Linked DNA regions of Homo sapiens: region 2 is linked to region 1. Evidence: read pairs that join two places in POLR2A ChIA-PET (ENCODE). Cell type or tissue: Panc1. All regions are shown on one strand. Each heading gives the region's core, and the rest is flanking DNA. Links, peaks and the distances in the headings are about the cores only.

Region 1 (8,018 bases), core at 1,737-5,736:
ACTCCTTAAACTGATAAGCAATTTCAGCAACGTCTCAGGATCCAAAATCAATGTGCAAAATTCACAAGCTTTCCTATACACCAATAATAGACAAACAGAAAACCAAATCATGAGCAAATTCCAATTCACAATTGCTACAAAGAAAATAAAATACCTAGGAACACAACTTTCAAGGGATGTGAAGGACCTCTTCAGGGAGAACTACAAAACACTGCTCAAGGAAATAAGAGAGGACACAAACAAATGGAAAACTCATTTCTTCCTATCCATGCTTATGGATAGGAAGAATCAATATTGTGAAAATGGCCATACTACCCAAAGTAATTTATAGATTCAATGCTATTCCCATCAAGCTACCATTGACTTTCTTTACAGAAATAGAAAAAAACTACTTTAAACTTCATATGGAACCAAAAAAGACAATCCTACGCAAAAAGAACAAAGCTGGAGGCATCACACTACCTGACTTCAAACTATGCTACAAGGCTACAGTAATCAAAACAGCATGATACTGGTACTAAAACAGACACATAGTAGACCAATGGAACAAAACAGAGTTCTCAGAAATAACACCACACGTCTACAACCATCTGATCTTTGAAAAACCTGACAAAACAAGAAATGGGGAAAGGATTCCCAATTTAATAAATGGTGTTGGGAAAACTGGCTAGCCATATGCAGAAAACTGAAACTAGACTCCTTACTTACACCTTATACAAAAATCAACTCATTATCAAGTAAAGATTTAAACATAAGATCTAAAACCATAAAAAAACCCTAGAAGGAAACATAGGCAATACCATTCAGGACATAGTTATGGGCAAAGACTTCATGACTAAAATGCCAAAAGCAATTACAACAAAAGCCAAAATTGACAAATGGGAACTAATTAATCTAAAGAGCTTCTGCACAGCAAAAGAAACCGTCATCAGAGTGAACAGGCAACTTACAGAATGGGAGAAAATTTTTGCAATCTATCCATCTGACAAAGGGCTAATATCCAGAATCTACAAGGAGCTTAAACGAATTTACAAGAAAAAAAAAACTCCATCAAAAACTGGGCAAAGGATATGAACAGACACTTTTTAAAGGAAGAGATTTATGCGGCCAACAAACATGAAAAAAAAAAGCTAATCATCACTAGTCATTAGAGAAATGCAAATCAAAACCACAATGAGATACCATCTTACCCCGGTTAGAATGGTGATCATTAAAAAGTCAGGAAACAACAGATGCTGGGGAGGATGTGGAGAAATATTAACACTTTTACACTGTTGGTCAGAGTATAAATTAGTTCAACCATTGTGGAAGACAGTGTGGCAATTCCTCAAGGATCTAGAACTAGAAATACCATTTGACCCAGCAAACCTATTATTGGGTATATACCCAAAGGATTATAAATCATTCTACTGTAAAGACACATGCACACATATGTTTACTGCAGCACCATTCATAATAACAAAGACTTGGAACCAACCCAAATGCCCATTAACGTTAGACTGGATAAAGAAAATGTGGCACATACACACCACGGAATACTACACAGCCATAAAAAAGAATGAGTCCATGTCCTTTGCAGGGACATGGATGAACCTGGAAACCCTCATTCTCAGCAAAATAACACAGGATCAGAAAACCAAACATCACATGTTCTCATTCATAAGTGGGAGTTGAACAATGACAACATATGGGTACAGGGAGGGAAACATCACAAACCCAGGTCTGTCGGGGGCTGGGGACTAGTGAAGGGATAGCGTTAGAAGAAATACCTAATGTAGATGTCGGGTTGATGAGTGCAGCAAACCACCATGGCAACATGTATGCCTATGTAACAAACCTGCACGTTCTGCACATGTATCCTAGAACTTAAAGTATAATAAAAAAGAATCCTTTCTTGCATTTTTATTAAATTTTACATAAAACTATTCAGAATCCAGACTTACTGCTATCTACATTTTAAATCATACAAATGCTATTGTGTGTGAGAGTGTGCTTGCACACAGAGGGGCAGCCTAAAAAAGCCATATTCCTCATAACAAATGGTGCTATGAATTCTTAAATGAATGTAAATAAGGATTTATGTTGATATATCTGTGGTCCAAAAACCCTACTGCGTTGTTACCCCATAGATTTAAATGCTGTAGCAATCAATTCATCTAGTACAAAGAATAAAGCATTCTACTATTTCTCAGAGTTTCCTTCTGCTCTCTCACATTTTTTAAAGGCTATTAATTGATAGTGTAAGATTTTTCTTCATTAATAGAATATGGTTTATTCTAATGGTCATTATAGTGAAGATACTCTGCAATGAGGCTGTTAAAAGAGGGTATGGCACACATCTGGCAATGCTTGCTTCATTCCCTGTGAGCATCAAGCAACTGTCATCCTGCTAAATGAGTTGTCATTAGCAGTCAGATTTTTATTGCAGCCTTTTGGAGAAACACAGAAAGAAATCTAACTTTGAAGTAATGTCTATTGGAAGAGCTTTAATAGAGATGGAGTCTTAGTAAATCCCTTCTCTGATGTTCCCCATCCTAATATATTAGTAGTCTTTCTAAAATGGGAAGGTATTTGGCATGGGACTGGTGACCTAAAATTACCTCTGAAATCTGGCAAGGTATTTCAACACTGGCATGAATATTGTTTCCTCTCAGCCAGCATTTTTGGCAGGCATCTTATGCGTTGCAAGTACCTACCAAAAATGGGAATTAGATAAGGTGACTTGCAGATATGAATTAGCAATGGTTTCCTTTATTCAGGTTGGAATTTTCATAAGAAATTATGGTCTTAGCTTTCTTAGTCTTCCTTTGTAGTTACACTATGGCAATTTCAAAATTTTCCCTGAAGACAGACCTTATTGTACTAACAGATTTTCAACCTCCAGATAACTCCCTTCCTCCCTCCCTCCCTTCCTCCCTCCCTCCCTTCCTCCCTCCCTCCCTTCCTCCCTCCCTCCCTTCCTTCCTTTTTCCTCCCTTCCTCCCTTTCCTTCTTTCTTTCTTTCTTTCTTTCTCTTTCCTTCCTTCTTTCTTTCTTTCTTTCTTTTTTCTTTCTTCGTTTCTCTCATATAAATAGTACATCTTCATGTGCCCATATTTCATTTTATCATGCCAAAATTTATATTTTTCTCGTTTACTGTGTTTCTACTGAACTCTCAAATTTGTACTAAATGAGGAAGTGGTTGAACTTTTCAGAGACAAAACGTTATCATTTCATTAACTCAAAAAACATTAATTAGATCCCTATGAGGGCAGTTGTTTCCAACCTGAAATTCTTTGCTACCTAAGGGTTCCCAAAGATATTAATAGAAATCTGAAGTTACTTTAAATATTTCAGAAATTTAATTAGCTATAATTTGTATTTGCACATAATGAGACTGTATAGGCTAACTAAAATGGCAACTTTCTTTGCTTTGGCTAAAGTTATATCACACCTTTGATAATCCCAAGGTGATCCCAGAAACTTCACTTCATGGATACATCATAGTATATAATATCTCCTGAAGTGATATATATTATATCTAAAAATGAACGGCACCCCTACATATCCTTATTTTTTTAGCTCCAGACTATAGCTATTAACATAAGTTCTCATACGTACACACGCACCCAAAAACCTATAAATCATATTGCCACAGCATACTCAGGATAATAATGCTAACCTCAAATACAATGAATGTGTGAAAAAATAAAGTTTTTAATCCCTTTATAAGAGTCATCAAATGGTTAGTGAAGAGTATAGTTCAACATTGCTGCCTGGAGATGAGAACTGGGCAGACACCCAGGCTCCCTACCAGCTCATTCATCAACTCCATTACATTCAAAGCAAATACAAATCTGGGTGAAATGACTGTCACTGTGTCATGTACCTCCATGAGTGTTTAAACCTTCAGAGGCCAATGCTCTGCTATAGTTCAAGTCACACATACCACTGTTTATCTCAGACTGAGGATGGGCTCTTATTGGCATGTACACACACTTTTTTTAAAAAAGTGAGGAAATTATACTAAATAAATGCAACTTGAACGAAATCTTTCAAAATATAAAATCCATTGATGAGGGGTTGGGAATAACAAAAGGAGGCTTGGAAGGTGGAAAGTGTAACATTTAGCATTTTTGTGTTTTGTCTTGCTACAGTGGAATACCACATAGTGAGTAATTTATAATAAACAGAAATTTATTAGCTCACATTTCTGGAAGTTGGGAACTCCAAGATCAAGGCACTGGTGTCTGGAGAGGGCTTTTTTTCTCTTTTATCCCACGGTAGAAGGGCAAACAGAAGGGGTGTGTGTGTGAGAGAGAGAGAAAGAGGGAGAGAGAGAGAGCACACAAGCAAAAAGAGGGCCAAACTCATCCTTTTATAGATAAGCCCTCTCCCATGATAACAAACCCACTCCTGCAATAGAAGCACTAATCCTTTTATGAGGGCAGAGCCCTTATGAACTAATCACTTCTTATTCGGGTCCATCTCCCAACACTGTTGCATTGAGGATTAAGTTCCAACATATACTTTTTATGTTTTTGTTCGTTTTGTCAAAGATTAGTTGGCTGTAAGTATTTGAGTTTACCTCTGGGTTCTTTATTCTGTTCCCTTGTCTATGTAGCTATTTTTATACCCATACCATGCTGCTTTGGTGACTATGGCTTTATAGTGCATTTTGAAATCAGGTAATGTGATGCCTCCAGATGTGTTCTTTTTGCTTAGTCTTGCTTTGGCTATGTGGGCTCTTTTTTGGTCCCATGTGAATTTTAGAATGTTTTTCTCTAATTCTGTGAAGAATGACATTGGTATTTTAATGGGAATTGTGTTGAATTTGTAGATTGCTTTTGGCAGTATGGTCATTTTCACAATATTGATTCTACTCATCCATGAACATAGGATGTGTTTCCATTTGTTTGTGTCGTCTATGATTTCTTTCAGCAGTGTTTTGTAGTTTTCCTTGTAGATGTCTTTCACCTCCTTGGTTAGGTATATTCCTAAGTATTTTATTTTATTTTATTTTTTTGCAGCTGTTGTAAAAGAGGTTGAGTTCTTGATTTGATTCTCAGCTGGTCACTGTTGGTGTATAAAAGAGCTACTAATTTGTGTACCTTAATTTTTTATCCAGAAACTTCGCTGAATCCTTTTATCAGTTCTAGGAGCTTTCTGGAGGAGTTTAGGGTTTTCTAAGTAAACAGTCGTATCATCAGCAAACAGCAACAGTTTGACTTCCTCTTTACGGATCTAGACCCCCTTTATTTCTTTCTCTTGTCCAATTGCTCTGGCTAGGACTCCCAGTACTATGCTGAAGAGGAGTGGTGAGAGTGGGCATCGTTGTCTTGCTCCAGTTGTCTGAGGGAATGCTTTCAACTTTTCCCCCTTCAGTATTACGTTGGCTATGGGTTTTTCATAGATGGCCTTTATTACATTGAGGTATGTCCCTTTTATGCCAATTTTGCTATGAGTTTTAATCATAAAGCAATGCTGGATTTTGTCAAATGCTTTTTCTGCATCAATTGAGATGATCATGTAAGTTTTTGTTTTTAATTCTTTTTATGTGGTGTATCACATTTATTGACTTGCGTATCTTAAACCATACCTGCATCTGTGGTATGAAACCCACTTGATCGTGGTGGATTATCTTTTTGAAGTGTTATTGGATTCAGTTAGCTAGTATTTTGTTAAGGATTTTAGCATCTATGTTCATCAGGGATATTGGTCTGTAGTTTTCTTTTCTGGTTATGTCCTTTCCTGGTTTTGGTATTAGGGCAATACTGGTTTCATAGAATGATTTAGGGAGGGTTCCCCCTTTCTCTATCTGGTGAAATAGTGTCAATATGATTGGTACCAATTCTTCTTTGAATGTCTGTTAGAATTCTGCTGTGAATCTGTCTAGTCCTGGACTTTTTTTTGTTGATAATTTTTAAATTACTATTTCAATCTTGCTGCTTGTTATTGGTCTGTTCAGGATATCTAATTCTTCCTGATTTAAGCTAGGGGGGTTGTATCTTTTGTCTGTAGGAAGCTAATAAAAACTACCCTGTCCATGGGAGAAAGGAAAGGAAAGGCAATGTGGAAGAGTGTAAAGTGTATGGAATCTGAACCTACTTCAATTTGAGCTCAAATCCCACCTTCATTATTCATTATTTACTGGCAGTTTGACAAGCTATTAATTGATCACAAGTCTAGTTTCTCTGAGATAGAATGTTCCCTGGTATACTTCTCTGTTGATACATAAATGACACTTAGTCTCTGTGCTTTTTCTTACTCTGTATTGTCGTAGAGTTTGGTGCTTGCCTCTGTTTCTGCAGCTACATCATATTATGCTTTTATGTGTTTATTCATAATATTCATTTATCAAGCACTTACTTGGTGTGCTAGGCCAGTTCCAGATGCAGGAGAAATTCACACAATGCCTGCTTTCATGGAACTTAGAATCTAACAGAAAAAGAGAGATGATAAAAATAAATACATAATAAATATTTAAATAAAAATCATAAGATTGTATCAGTTATATCTAAAGAATTAAAGCGTGTAGTAGAGAGCAACTTGCAAGCTACTTTAGACTCAAGGTTAGGAAAGGCTTTTCTGAGGGAGTGAAGTTTAACCTGAAATAAATTACAAAAAGGATCTAGCCTTACAAATATTGAGGGAAAGGGGGACCCAGGCTGAGGAAAGAGCTAGGACAAAGGTGCCGGGTTTTCCCTGCTAAACCATGAGTTCCACCTCAGTCCATTTTTATGTGTTTCTGAATGCTCCCATGTTGCATTTTAACATATTACTTTATTTCTATGTAGCACTAGCTATTACTGCAGTAATGCTGTATAACAACCATACGATTTCCCTGCTTAAAACTCTTCAGTAAATTCTTCTCATTGGACTTAGAATAAAATCCAGAATATAAAGTAGAAGCTCCATGACAATAAGAGTAACATATGTCTGGTTTGCCACAATGTCTCCAGCACAGGTTTTGGTGTCTGATAAGAAGTAAATTCTTGCGCTTGTAGAATAACAAGAAACAAGTATGTGAATGAAACTGAGCTCTGTATCGCAGCCCATCAATCTCCTCAAGGGCTTGCAACCCACTTTCTCCTTCAAACCAGTCTCTTACTAGTACTGGCCCTTTGCCATTCAGCACATGCATTTTTCCCACCTGAAAAACAAAACTAACAGTAACAACAACAACAATAACAAAACCTTTCCTTTGGCCCCTTTAGCTGCCAACCCTCCTCCTTCTCAAGTGTCATAACTTCACTTGTCATCCACACTCAGAATATCATTTCTACCCACAGTTTTCAAGTTATCATAACATACATAACTGCCAAAAATCAATGGACTATTTTTTTTTCTCATCTTACTAGACTGCTGGACTTCCTTTGGTGCTGTTAATCTCCTTTTTCTGTAAAGTCTCTCTTTCCTAAGCTTCTAGTTTTCCTTTCTCCAGTCACCTCTTATCTTCCTCATGGGCTGTTTACTTCTCATCTTCCCACCCCAACTGGTTTACCCTTACCACTCTGTTTCTTTTACTATATGATAAGCCCTAAAGAAATAACCCAAACTCATGGCTATAATTAATACCTATATAATTATGACCCTATGATTTATCATTACCCCAGATATCTTAAAGTTCCATATAATAATGGCCATTATTTATTGATTGTTCATTATTACATGGGAACTCTGCTACGAACTTTAAACATGTGGTTTAATTCCTCAATGCCTTTTGAAGTAGAAATATGATGATTTTCATTTTATACAGGAGGAAACAAGGTCTTATACAGTTTAAATGAATTGCTCAAGGCCACACAAATAGTGGCATATCTGGGATTTGAATTCGGGCTGCTAGACTCCATGATTTTGATCACTATATTATATTGCTTCATATACAAGATTTATTTAAGTTGATTATTTTCAAGTATCTTAATTGCAAATTATGTTGAGCATAATTCATCAAGATCCAAACTGACTTTCATATATCAAACTGAGAAGCCTTTCCTAAAAATATGCTCTCTTCCTAGAAAACTGTATGTTTTACTCTT
Region 2 (8,018 bases), core at 1,999-5,998, 1.3 Mb before region 1:
AACGGAGCCCACTGCCCTTTTCAAACAGACTTATATTCCAAGTTTTCTATGCTACCTCCCCAACCCTCACCGCCACCAAGTATATTTCGTTCCTTAAAGCCAGGTAGGTGACAGGCTGAACAACCTAATATAACAAAATGTTAATGAATAATATCTTAATGTTTTGCTTTCCAAGGAACTTACTTATATCACAATAAAGACATAAATACATTTTAACTCAATCTTTCTCAAACTTGAGTAATATTAAGTACCTTAATATTTCTGAAACATGTGAAGGTGAACACCATGCACAACACGGTTTAGGAATTTGTGGTTTATCCATTCTGGTAATCTGTACAAAATGTAATGATGTAAGACAACAGCCCCAAAGACCACAAAGTACTCTCAAAATCCACATGTCCTTCTGCATCAGTTTCCCAGCGCTACTGTGATAGCTACAACAAACTGGGCCACTTAAAATTACAACAGAAACTAATTGTCTCATAGTTCTATGGCTAGAAGCCTGAAGTGAACTGTGTTGGCAGTGCCACGATCCCTCCAACGGAAAAGAGAGTCGTTCTATCCATCTTCCAGCTTCGGTAGCACCCGGCATTCCTTGGCTTGTAGCGGCAAAATTAGTCTCTGCCTCCATTTTCACATGGCCACCTTGCTTTGTGTCTGAGTCTTTACGTGGCATTCTCCTCTTTGTGTGTTGTCTGTGTCCAAATTTCCCTCTTTTTATAAAAACACCAGTCATACTGGAATAGGGCCCATGCCAATAACGTCATCTTAACTTGATTTACAAAGATCTTATTTCCATTCCAAATAAGTCACATTCACAGGTACTGGGAGTTGGCACCTCAACATATCTTTGTGGGGACACAATTCATAATATCTTCTAGCTTTCAAAACTTCCCTACTAATCAGTATAGTGTGGTTCAATACAGATTTCCATCTTAGAAAGAACTAACTCAAGTATATTTCACTTTTTCAGGCTGAAAAAGTAACAGATTTGAAGGTATGTTTCCCAATCTAAATAGACAGACCCCTCTCCTCCTGCCATCTACTTAGCAGTTAGACTACTCATTACACAATAAAGGTTAAAAAATAAGCTAGCCTCAAGCTAATTTCTTCCTGCCTTGGCTGCCAAACTTCTATTTAAAGGTGCTTTCTAGCAAAGTTCTAAATTAGCGTGACAATAAAGTACCATAAACTAAGAGGCTTAGAACAACAGAAATTTATTGTCTTATAGAAGTCCAAAATCAAGGTGTTCACAGGGCCGCATTCCCTCTGAAGGTGTGCTAAGGAGGGGTCTGTTCCAGGCCTCTCTCCTAGCTTCCTTGGTGTCTTAGTCCATTTGGGGCTACCGGAAAAAAAACAAAAAAACAAAATACAACAAAAAATACCTTAGACGGAAGTTTTTTCTCACAGTTCTGGAGGCTGTGAAGCCCAAGATCAAGGTGCCAGCAGATACAGTGCCTAGTGAAGGCTCTCTGCTTCATAAATGGTGCCTTCTGGCCATGTCCTCCTCATACTGTTTAAGGAGCCTGGGGGTTCCCTTCAACTTCTTTTATAAGGTCACAATTCTATTCACTGAGGGCAAAGCCCTTATGTCTTAAGCACTTCCAAAAAAGCCACCTCTTAATACCACTGCAATGGAGATCAGGTTTCAACATAAATTTTGGAGGGACAAATTCGGACCATAGAGCTTGGCTTGTAGACACATCACTCTAGTCACTTTGCCATGTTCTCCCTGTGTCTTCACACTGTTCTCCCTCTGTATGTGCCCAAATTTTCTCTTTTTTATAAGGACTCCAATCATAAGGTATTACGATCTACCTAAATGATCCCATTTTAACTTAAGTATCTCTATAAGGACCCTATTTCCAAGTAAGATTACATTCTGAGGTACTGGAGGTTAGGACTCCAACTTACGAATTTAGGAGGATACAATTCAATCTATAACAGTCACACTAAGCTGAGAAAGCCTGGGAAGACAAATACAGATTCCATCATTTGCCCCTTCCATGCTGTAGAAGACAGGTACAGACAAGGGTAACAAAAGCCTTTTCTTCTTACCTTCAGTCATCTGTCCACCTTGGTTATCAGAGAATCCCCTTAAAACAAAAAACAAAACTAACCCTAATAATGGTAACTATGATGGCATCAACACATGGGAAGAATCAATTTAAGTGGCTGTAGAGGTTGAATGTATTACTGGTTCAGAATTTAAGCATTCTTTTTTCCTGAAATAGAGTTATTCATCCCCATCCCAGCAACTTGGACCTTGGCTATGTGACCTAATTTGGCCAGTGGAATTCCAGATGATGTGATACACACTATATCCAATCACAAGATTTAAGAGACATTACAAGTGTCTGCCAGCTCTCTTGCTCAACGAGCATGTCCTATATGGGGTCTACTTCAACAGCTTGGCTATCCAAATGAGCAGACAACTGGAAGAGAGCCACAGTCAACCCACCTTATCTACATACAAAATGAATGAGAAAGAACATTTTAGTATTGTAAACCAGTAAAACTGTCTACTAACAAAGAACACTAACACACCTTACAACAGTACTTTCGCTGCATACATCTCTAGGGAATATAATCTAAGAACTAAAAAGAACCACAAAGAAATTTTAAACTGCTTTTGGTAGTCTTATAATAATAGTTTTATTAGTATTATTAACTTGAAACTTTTTATAAATATAGAGCAGGTAAGAAACTATGTTAAATCCATCATAAAAGAAAATTTTCAGAAGGGAAAAATACTTATTTACTTTAGATCTCACCTGAAAATGAGGGGCTTTTGGTGAGATGGAGTCCTTGAGGAAAAGGGAAAATAACTTATATTCACATAATACAAATGAAGCTTTAAAAATCTACACGTTCTAAAATGTATCCAACACCTCTTACAGCCACGTCTCTCTTTCTACAGTACCTATCACCTGTATTATTACGACAGCCTAAGAGTCTCCTAAGTTCTCCATTCTATGGTTCCAAAGTACCTATCTAGCCATATGGTACCACCTTTATATGCACTTTACTCTTCAAGTGAGTATGCTGGTATCATTCTAACATGTCCCACAAATTTCCACTTTTCTGCTTTTAGTTCTGTTTCAACTGCACTTGTTGAAATTTGTCTATTCTTCTTCAAATATTATCTCTTTATGATACCTATTCAAATATCAACATTAAAGATGTCTGGCTACTTTCCTCCTGTACCCCTAAGTGCAGTTTTATTGCTCTTCTCAAAACTGGACAACAGTAAAAAGATTATTGACCAGAAGTCAGAACGTTGACATTTTCTTTTTGATGCTACTGGCTTTTGACATTAAGGCATTACATCAAGTCATTTTAACTTCCCGGAGCCCCAGTTTCTTCAACTGTGAAAGAGAATAAAACCTAATCTATACACCTCACAGGTGGGAATGCATGGAAAAGCCATTTATAACCCACTAAGTGTTAACATTATTATGATGTCACCTTTTAATATGCATATTTTTTCAACCACTACCAAATTATAAGCATTTAAAAAGCAGTCTGTCATGATCTGGTTTCTCTTCAGAATGAATAAATCTTTTGCCTGTTTTAACAAAACAAATCAGCAGCCTGTATCTTATAAGGCACCTAAAACATTATTCAAATATATTTTTAAACTTTCATAAATAATAAAACATAGCTCTCATGCTCCAGCATATAAAATATAATTCGGCTGAGTGCATGGTTCACACTTGTCATTCCATCACTTTGGGGGGCAGAGGCGGGAGGATCACTTGAGCCCTGGGCAACATAGGGAGACCCAGGATCTACAAAAAAAAAAAAATTTTGGTTTTAATTAGCCAGGTATGGTGGCATGAACCTGTAGTCCCAGCTACTTGGGAGGCTGAGGTGGGAGGATCACTTGGGCCCAGGAGTTTGAGGCTGTAGTGAGCTATGATTATACCACCACTGCACTCCAGCTGGGGCGAAAGAGTGAGACCCCCATCTCAAAAAAAAAAAAATAAAGTATAATTCAAGCAGTATTTACATACAGTTTTGCCTTGATTAAAATAAAACAATATCGGCTGGGTGCGGTGGCTCACGTCTGTAATCCCAAACCTTTGGGAGGCCAAGGCGGACAGATCACGAGGTCAGGAGATTGAGACCATCCTGGCTAACACGGTGAAACCCCGTCTCTACTACAAAAAAAATACAAAAAATTAGCCGAGCATGGTGGCGGGCGCCTGTAGTCCCAGCTACTCGGGAGGCTGAGGCAGGAGAATCGCGTGAACCCGGGAGGCAGAGCTTGCAGTGAGCTGAGATTGCACCACTGCACTCCAGCCTGGGCAACGGAGTGAGACTCCGTCTCAAAAGAAAAAAAAAACTGCTAGGGACTTCTCAAAAGGACACAGAAGCCAATTTGAGTACCGATACAGAAAACAATGCAATAACCTAAAACATAAATCTGTGTAAATCCATGCATTCGTAGCATAGGCTATTTTAATGGCAGTTACATCACACTGTTGGCTGATTATTTCTTGGGATGTCGGTATTTCACAAAAAAAATGTCGGCCGGGTGCGGTGGCTCACACCTGTAATCCCAGCACTTTGGAAGGCCGAGGTGGGTGGATCCCGAGGTCAGGAGATCAAGACCATCCTGGCTAACACGGTGAAACCCCGTCTCCACTAAAAAAATACAAAAAATTAGTTGGGCGTGGTGGCAGGCGCCTGTAGTCCCAGCTACTCGGGAGGCTGAAGCAGGAGAATGTCGTGAACTCGGGAGGTGGAGCTTGCAGTGAGCCAAGATCACGACACTGCACTCCAGCCTGGGCGACAGAGCAAGACTCCATTTAAAAAAAAAAAAAAAAATTTGTATCTAGTATTATAGCTGCTTAGATCTTATCCACACTCTTGGACTTATTTGTAATTTTTTTAATCTAAATGTAACACTCTACAAATAATTCCTGTTATAAATTTTAATCGACTGTTGCTACAGTGCGTGATAAAGTGGCAGTCATCATTGGTAAGAAATCCTCTGAAAGTTTAACTCTTAAAAATAATAGTCAAACGTCAAGAAGAGGTAGCAGTAAAATAAAAAAGTGTCACAAGTAATTGGGTCTATATAATCAATTAAAATAAATATGGGTAGAAAAGGAAAATAAGAGTTAGACAAGAATGAGGACTAGTAACTAATGAGGGTAGCAAATCACTTTATGTGTTCATTTAAAAAAAAAAAAAAAAGCTCACCCTGTATGTGATGTTGCTGAGTTCCATAAAGACAAATATCAGGCCGCATGATGTAATAGAAAGAGTCCTGGACTGAGTCAGGAGACCTCTGTTCTAGTCCAAGGCCTCAGTTTCCTCATCTGTAAAATGAGGGTACTGAATTAGATAATCTGAAAGGGCTCCTCTAGCTTTAACACTGAGTGATCCTAAAGATGAATTTAGGAAGAATCAATCAAATGTAAGATTTCTGTTAACAGTAAGGTTTAACTGTTAACACTGGAAACAGCAGTAGGGAACAAGGTTGAAAATAATTTTCATAAGGACATAATTATGTCCTCAATAAAAAGGACATACACAAAATTTTAAATTGCAAAAAGCAATTGCTTTCTAACTTTTAACTGCTAGAAAGGTTTTTAGAATATATCAGCCTTAGTAACATTATCAGGCTTTATCATTAACATCTAAGCTGAATTAGTAATGAGTAACCCAAATTATGGCCCGAAAAGACCTATTCACCTTTGGCCAGACTGCCCAAGTAAATCTAGAAAATAGTACACCTTTGGGCTAGTACTTACTTTAAGTGATAAAGTGCCCATAACTGCCCCTGATGAAATAACTGAACAAAGAATAAAATGACAAGAAAAATGATTAGAGTAAATTAAACTATTTAAATTTAACATGCAATAAAACAATAAGTATGCTTGTGATATCCTTCTGTGTTAATGAGCATATTTTCCCTACTCATAATACTTTTTTCTGGTTCTCTCAAAATAGAAATCTGGCTTCTCCTTCTGACAATAAAGCTAACTGAAAGAAAAAATATATATTTTTTTTCAGTGACACACAGAAACATTTTTTTAAAAGAGTGTCTCCATGTTTAAGTTTTCTATACTGAAAGAAATCAAACATCTATCAGTAACAATAGGTCCTGGTACCTCAAAAACTGTGGTTTTCTAACTAAATTACCTAAATACAATTAACTGCCTGGTTCTAGCAAATCCTCCAGGGTCTGACAAACTTAACAACTAGCTTTAAGTTCAAAGATCAGCTGATGTTCTACTTTATATTTATTTGTTCCTTTATACTTCATTGCTTATGTTGATGCTAAGGTTCTTACCTGGCAGACTTAACACTTCAAGGATATGAGAACCAGTAAACGTATCTCTACAATCAAGAAAATCTTAGAAATCAACTTTTAAAGGATGTAAAGATATGATGAAACATTCATATGGAAAAAGCTTGTTTTTAAAAGTTTTTCTTAAATGCAAATTACCTAAAGTGATTATAAAATAACTTGACACACATGCAAGTCCACTACTTAGTCATTTGAACATTTCACCTTGGCAATACATAGTATCTCCTAATACGACATTCAGAATCATTAATAAGATTTCTCTCTTGTTCTTGGCCAGTCTTAAGATGGATGTAATATCAATGTGTCTCTGTGATAGAAATCTTTGAAACAAAACTTTCATTTACATGAAATTTATTTTTCATTTTGATTCTGGTATTATGATGGCAAATAACAGAAATCACATGGATATACAGATAACTCTTTAGGGTTCTATTTTGATCATGAGCTGTTTTCAGCAATTTTATCCATCTATCTTACCTTGTCCATCATTTTTTTCAGAGACTTAAACATTCAGATATTTAATAACAGGTGGGTTGTGGTGGCTCACACCTTTAATACCAGCACTCTGGGAGGCTGAGAGAGAAGAATCATTTGAGCCCAGGAGTTCTACACCAGCCTGGGCAACATAACAAGACCTAATCTCTACAAAGAGTTTTAAATATTAGTGCATGCCTGTAGTCCTAACTACTCAGGAGGGTGGGGTGGGAGGACCACTTGAAACCAGGAGGTCTCTGAGGCTGCAGTATGCCGTGACTGCGCTGCATGCACTCCAGCCTGACTAGATAAGGCAAGACCCTGACTTCAAAAAAAAAAAAAAAAAGATATTTAATAATGAAAATACAACTACTAATTATAAGATACAATTAATAGTATTGTCTTTAGTCAGTATAATTACAGTATTGTATATATAATATACAATATAAAATTTAAGTCTAACTGAACTATTGTTTCTGTTTGGGTAAAATATTCTCCTCTAGGAAGACACTGGTACTAAAATTAGAAGTTAAGGAGAATTTGATGTTTAAATAACTAGCTGGTACACAGTGTGAAACCCCCTTGATTGTTCACCACTAAATTTCTATCTGGAAGGCATGAACACACACTTGCAATTCTACCATCTCCAAAGTCAGCATACAACACAATTTTCTCTAAGACCAAAATGCCTTTTTTAGGTATCAGTAATATAGAATTCTTACAACAAAATGGCTAGAGCTACGCACAACATAGCACTTTTACTTTGAGAAAGTTATAATATATACAAATGGTGATTTAAACAAAAAAATTATTGCAGTATATTTGGAGTGATAAAAAGACAAAAGACCAAAAAAGAAGTCCAAATTTTTGGTTGCTAGAAAAATATCAAACCCTTATAACATCAAGTAATTTCATGTTATGTTCTAAAATGAATTTAAAATTGAGGTACTTCAAAAAAAAATACCAGAGAGAAAAATGAAATAAATTTAAAAATCTTATATCTTGTAATTACAAATTATATTTTGATACTAATATTTACTTTTCTCTCATCCCCACTCACAATTTAATCTGATACATATATTTAAAAATTGAGCCTATCAGAATAACTATCAGATTAACTTTCCTAACAGCAAATTAAGAGAGGCCAGAAAATGAACTGGTATTTGTAACAGTTATGCGTAACACTAGATGTTACAGCACTGAATTTTAATACAACTAT

The links. Peaks named below come from ENCODE experiments on the same cell type or tissue, not always from the same donor. Only the 100,000 strongest peaks of a DNase experiment are listed, where the experiment ranks them.
Region 2: POLR2A ChIA-PET joins it to region 1 with 5 read pairs; 2 of 35 experiments call an interaction of 5 or more read pairs at or near these places.

What each region holds. Positions count from the first base shown.
Region 1 is chr3:178,365,403-178,373,420 of GRCh38, forward strand. LOC105374235 (a long non-coding RNA gene) reads right to left here. Exons shown (of 11, transcript NR_188692.1): 2 at 6,349-6,417. Among named protein-coding and RNA genes, the nearest start is that of LINC01014, 50 kb to the right of the region's middle. In Panc1, for the core only: no CTCF peak of the experiment used is centred there; no DNase peak of the experiment used is centred there; H3K27ac peaks cover 416 bases.
Region 2 is chr3:177,074,616-177,082,633 of GRCh38, forward strand. All of the region lies in intron 2 of TBL1XR1 (TBL1X/Y related 1), which reads right to left. Among named protein-coding and RNA genes, the nearest start is that of TBL1XR1-AS1, 41 kb to the left of the region's middle. In Panc1, for the core only: no CTCF peak of the experiment used is centred there; no DNase peak of the experiment used is centred there; H3K27ac peaks cover 680 bases.